2 separate regions of the Homo sapiens genome follow, and region 1 is linked to region 2. Evidence: chromatin contacts called from ENCODE Hi-C data. All regions are on one chromosome and are shown on one strand. The core of a region is the stretch at or near the end of the contact, and the rest is flanking DNA. Distances in the headings are between cores, read along the strand shown.

Region 1 (2,700 bases), core at 70-2,569, 150 kb before region 2:
ATGTGACTGATTATCCTCTCACAGGCAGTAAGCTTTCCTGTCTGGATCTTATTTCGCCTTTTTGTGAAATTAGATTAACCTACAATTAGTTCAGTCTTTTTAAACTCACATTTAATCTCATGTTTACTTCTTCCATTTAATATTTTCCATTTACCCCACCAGATGGGACTTCCCCACCTTTGAATGCCACTAGAGTCTTGCCGATGACCTTCTCATGGCTCCCAGTGTGTCTTGGGTCAGGGTGGTGGTTTATGTATTCCCCCTGTCTTCCTTCCCCCCACCTCCTCCATCTCCTGTTGTTCACACTGAATTTTAAACGGTAGGCTTTGTGTCTGACTTACCTTGATATGGGTCAGTGCCAAGCAGGGAGGTTTGCTCATAGTAGGGGCTTGTAAGTATTTGCTAGATTCAAGTTAACTACCTTAAACCAAATAAAAATCAAATATTGGACTTCCCATGTATTTACAGAAATATAATGTCCAATTTAGGTCTGTCCAAATGGCTACTAAAATAAATGGTTACCTAAATAAAGTTTAGGTTACCTAAATAGAGAGAATAGCTGAGTTGGGGAATGGGGTTCTGCTTGAAATTTCAGTACATAGACGTCACATATATTTCGTAATCTTGTGTTGATATTTACTGATGCACACACACTGGCAGCACTCCCAGCAGTGCATTTATTTTTAACTTTCTTGGTGAAATCTGGGTTGGAAACTTAACATCACAGAATCAGCAGCTGAAATTAAGCATTCACATTGCCTAAAATTGAAAAATGAAAATATGAAGACAGTTATGAGCCTTACAGAAACTGCTGTGTCTTTGCAAAGCGTTAACTCTGGTTCAGTGTAGCACATACCTATTCCATCTTCATCCCAACACAGTTTTAAATAGGAAAAAGTATGTGTAAACTTGACAAGTCTCATGAAACTGAAGGGACTGTATTTTTAGAAAATACATTTCCAGAATGCCTTTGGATTCTTTTTAAAAAATGTTAAATCTCTTTTACGTTTGTTTATATTTGTTTGTCACAGATTCGAGAAACTAGTTCTTGTGGATAACATGTACTGATTGCTCACTCCTCCAGTTAAACACACTGTGTTTTGTTTAGTTACATTGTGTGCCTCTAGTATACATTACTCCCCCTAAGACCTCATCCACATACCTTAGAGTAACCTAATATGTGTTGTTAAATTAAAAACATGACTCAGGCTTGGGAGTTTCATTTACAGTTAGAAACATGAAATGTAAGGAATTCAGTGAATATACAAACTATTTAAATACAATTTTGGAAACATTTCACAACTAGTGCTTACTGTATTACAGATGAAATTTAAATTACGTAGCAATGAGTCATAATTTGAGGTTCTTGTTAGCCCATGACGTTCATCTTGTAGAACTTTTGATTGTTCTCTTTGTAATCAACCATTCTTTACCTTTTTAAGTTGTCCTTTTAAATTTTCATGCTTTATGTAAAACTCAATTTATTAGCAAAATCATTTTATTTACTCGCAGATTAGCAAAGAGTTAACTGTTTTGCCTTAGAGGAGGAAAATGTTAGGTTTGGGCTGGATTGGAGTTATGTGTCAAAGATCTTAATTCAGATTTTGGTTTTATTTGCTTTGGGGTTGTTTTTTAGCCAATGAAGAAGAAAGAATCAGAAAACATTTTTTTAAAACTTTTATTTTAGGTTTGGGGGTACATGTGAAGGTTTGTTATGTAGGTAAACACATGTCACGGGGATTTGTTGTACATAGTATTTCTCACCGCCCGCCCCTCCCCTGCCCATACCCAATAGTTATCTTTTTTGTTCCTCTCCTTCCTTTCACCCTCCGCGCAACATTTGTATTTTTTTAAAGCCAGAGAGGAAGCTTTGCCTTGCCACAGGCTGTGAACCTCTTGAGAGCTAGGCAGAGACGCTGGAACTTCTTTGGGTCCTGTGGATTCTAGAACATTGCTCTGAGAGTGGGGTCCCAAATATTTGCCCCATTGAGATTTTTCACATTTTAAAGGTTACACATTTCTTCACTAGCATGTTGCTGATAACCTAGAAGAGTTGATCATTTTATTTTGCATGTATACCTTGTGATTGCTTTCAAGAAAAATTAAATATGGGATGGACTAAAGTTACGTATTAAAGATCTTAATTCAGCTTTTAACTTGATTTTGTTTAGCTTTGTTTAGATTTAATTTATTAAACATCAGAAAAAAGAAGCCAAAAGCCAGATTGTTTATAGTGAAAGAAGAATGAAGACTTGAAATAGTACCCAGATAATTTAGGGTAAAGTTGGTCTTTGTCCGAAAATACTCTGCTGAGGGCAAAAAAACTTCTTTAGAGTCAATTTGTTTTTCAGTGTATTAGGTTTTTTTAAATTTTTAAATGATAACTTTGAAAATAATTGTACACAAAAGAAAAAAATTAGTTGTAGTCTCATTTAATTACTATTATTTGGTATATTTTCTGATTCCTGTAGTTTATTTTGTTAGGAATGTTTGTACCATACATAGATACCTATTTATATTAATTCTCCTTTTTTTCTCCCACATTGTTAACTGTTATTTGAATTTTTTTCTTTTTTTTTCTTTTTTTTGAGAGTTTTTTTTTGAGTTTTGCTGTTGTTGCCCAGGCTGGAGTGCAATGGCACGAACTCAGCTCACTGCAACCTCTGCCTCCTGGGTGCAAACAATTCTCATGCCTCAGCC
Region 2 (2,700 bases), core at 85-2,584:
GAACCTGGCTGCCATGTTGTGAGGAAGCCCAAGAAGCCCATGGAGAGGAATGGAGACCCACCCCCATGCCCCCAGTGGATAGCTCCTGCTGAGCTCCCAGCTAACAGCTAAAACCAATTTGCCAATCATGTGAGTGAGCTATTTTGGAGGTGGGTTCTCTGCCCCACAGTTAAGTTGTCTCAGCTGATGCCATGTGGAGCTGAGATGAGCTATCCCGCTGCACCCTGCATAAATTACAGATTATGATTGTTGTTGCTTTAAGGCACCATGTTTTGGGGTAATCTGTAATACAGCAGTAGATTACTGGAACAAGGAATAGGTAAGATAATGCACATGAAGTGCTTAGCACCGGACTAGGTGCATTAGAAGCACTTTTTACACAGGAGAAATTGAGCACAGAGACAGCGATGGTTTGGCCCAAGGTCACACAGCTACTGGACATGTTTTCCCGCTACTGCTTCTGCTTCTTCTCTGCATGGAGGTAGTGAGGATGTGACTGTTGAGTTCTGAGCTGATCCCAGGGCTGGGGGACTAGCTCCTCTCCCCGAAGACTGGCACCCATTGCTGAGAGCAGGGTTTATCAACCAGATCTGGGTATTTCCAGACAAGCTTGCTGCAAGTCACCTCCTCCCTGCCTCTTCCCTCCCAGGCCCTCAATGGCTGCCCCAGGAAGGTGGGGAAAAGTGGTTCGACTGGGCATTGGCAAGTGAAGGGCCCTGGAGGCGGGGAGGGGGCATCTCCTGGCACCAGCCCCTGCTTCCTGTCTGCCTGCAGCTCCTCTTCCCAAGCATGAGTGGCTTTGAGGGAGGATCTGGGTGACTCTTTCCTCTAGGCTTTAATAATACTGTTAATTAAGCAGCCAAGAGAAGAACACGGCTGGCGCCAGCGAGGGGACAATGGTCTGAAAAGGGAACAGAGAGACGCATCAACAGCTTCCCATGCAGGGCTTTCAAAAGAGCAGCTGTGGGGAGCAGGCGGGTGGGGGACAGAAGGGACACCGCCAGAGCCGATCGCAGTGTGGCTGGGCAGGGAGGCGCTGGGATGAGCCCATGCCAGCTGTCCAGCTGTGCTTCTCTCTGGCACCCCCTGCCTTCCCAGCTGGACGAGGGCTTCTCTGGAGCTTCTGGACAGGCTGGATGAAACAGGCAGCCAGAGGGCACCAGCTGGTCCACCCAGACCCCCCATGACACCTTATTTTGCCTCCATTTCCTCATCTACAAAATAGAAGGGTTGAACTAGTTTGCATTTCTTCTTATGTGCTGATCTCAATAGAAGGTGACTACTTGGAACGTTGACTTGAGAATTTAGAAGCCGAATCAATGCTCCACGGAGAAGCATGCTGGGATTGATTTGTGATGTCTGCCACGAATATAAGATTGGCCATTTGGGGCATGAATGCTATTCATGGATTGGATCTCCTAAGGTACATTCATTCAACCAATAAGTAGTTAAAAACCACCTACTAAGTGTAGGTCTTCTCACTCTCATCTAGTTTCCTCATTTATACAATGAGTACCTAGGGAGAAGTAGAGTCATCCCTCAGCATCCAGGGGGAATTTGTGCCAGGATACCACATGGGTATGAAAATCCACAGATGCTCAAGTCCTTTATATACAAAGGGAGTATTATCTGCATATAACCTACGCATATCCTCCCACATACTTTAAATCATTTCTAAACTAGTTATAATACCAATACAATGTAAATGCTATGTGAAGAGTTGTTATACTGTATTGTTTAGGGAATAATGACAAGGAAAAAAGTCATGTTCAGTACAGGCACAACCATCCATTTTATTTTTTCCAAATATTTTCACTCTGGTTTGTTGAGTCCATGGATGTGGAACCCACATATATGGAGGGCCAAGTGTACTTTCTTTTTCTCTGGGCTGTGATCTTTGGAGACAGAACAAATAGGAAGAAATCAGGGCCAAGAGAGAAGAGATATCAGGAGTGCTCAGAAGAAAGTGGTGGTATTTGCATATCGCCTTAAATCGGGTTGGCAAACCACAACCCCCGGGCTAATAAAGTTTGATTGGAATACGGCCACACCCACGTGTTTATGTATGGTCTGTGGTGCAGAGTTGAGTGGTAGGAGGGACAGAGAACTTATGGCTCACAAAGCCTAAAGTAGTTACTGTCTGGCTCTTTACAGGGAACCTTTGCCGACCCTGCTGTATACAATTCAAGGCATTTTCCCAGTCATCCTATCACTTGCTTTTCATGCCAACTCTCTGAGTTTAGCAGGGCAGACATTATGAAGTCCCATTTTCCGAAGAGGAAACTGCACCCCAGCCCCAGAAGGCCAGGCCTTGAACTTGAGCTTCCTATTTCTTTCCCTGGGCCCCCTTCTCCACGCTGCCTTCCATCTGACTCCAAAAGCTGCCAAGCTTTTTGATTTTGCTTCTGAAATCTCTGGCATCAGTCTCAGCCCCCAGTATCACTCACCTGATTGATGCTAACATCCTCCGGGATTTCTCCTTCTAAGCTATCTGATAGTGGCTAGAGAGGTTTTTCTTAAGCCCAAATCTAAATCAGGCCACTCCCTTGCTCAAAGCCCTCCCATAGCTCCCCCATGCTCCACTCCAAAGCCTGAGCTCTTTAGCATGATCTGTAAGGTCCCTGCTGCGCTTGGAGCCTCCCCTCTTCCCTGTGTATTCTGGAGGCATGTTGCTCCTTTGCTCCTCCCAGGAATTTCTCT

What was found. A loop is a pair of places that touch in the nucleus more often than their neighbours do. Pooled maps may share reads with other maps.
Region 1: a map of gastrocnemius medialis shows a loop between it and region 2 (2.8-fold over the local background). The contact joins the enhancer-like site here to the promoter of CPMER in region 2. A Hi-C loop is called at or near these places in 2 of 168 maps with a recorded cell type or tissue (MCF 10A and gastrocnemius medialis) and 1 of 50 pooled maps.

The regions. Positions count from the first base shown.
Region 1 is chr22:27,864,835-27,867,534 of GRCh38, reverse strand. The region is part of intron 8 of PITPNB (phosphatidylinositol transfer protein beta); the gene reads left to right. Among named protein-coding and RNA genes, the nearest start is that of PITPNB, 53 kb to the left of the region's middle. Within about 2 kb of position 1,319, at least 18 of the 41 ENCODE cell types and tissues checked have a DNase peak (open chromatin) inside an H3K27ac peak, as active enhancers do; they include gastrocnemius medialis, where a contact is called at or near this core.
Region 2 is chr22:27,713,604-27,716,303 of GRCh38, reverse strand. It overlaps CPMER (cytoplasmic mesoderm regulator), which reads left to right and starts at 1,334. Exons shown (of 5, transcript NR_186699.1): 1 at 1,334-1,423.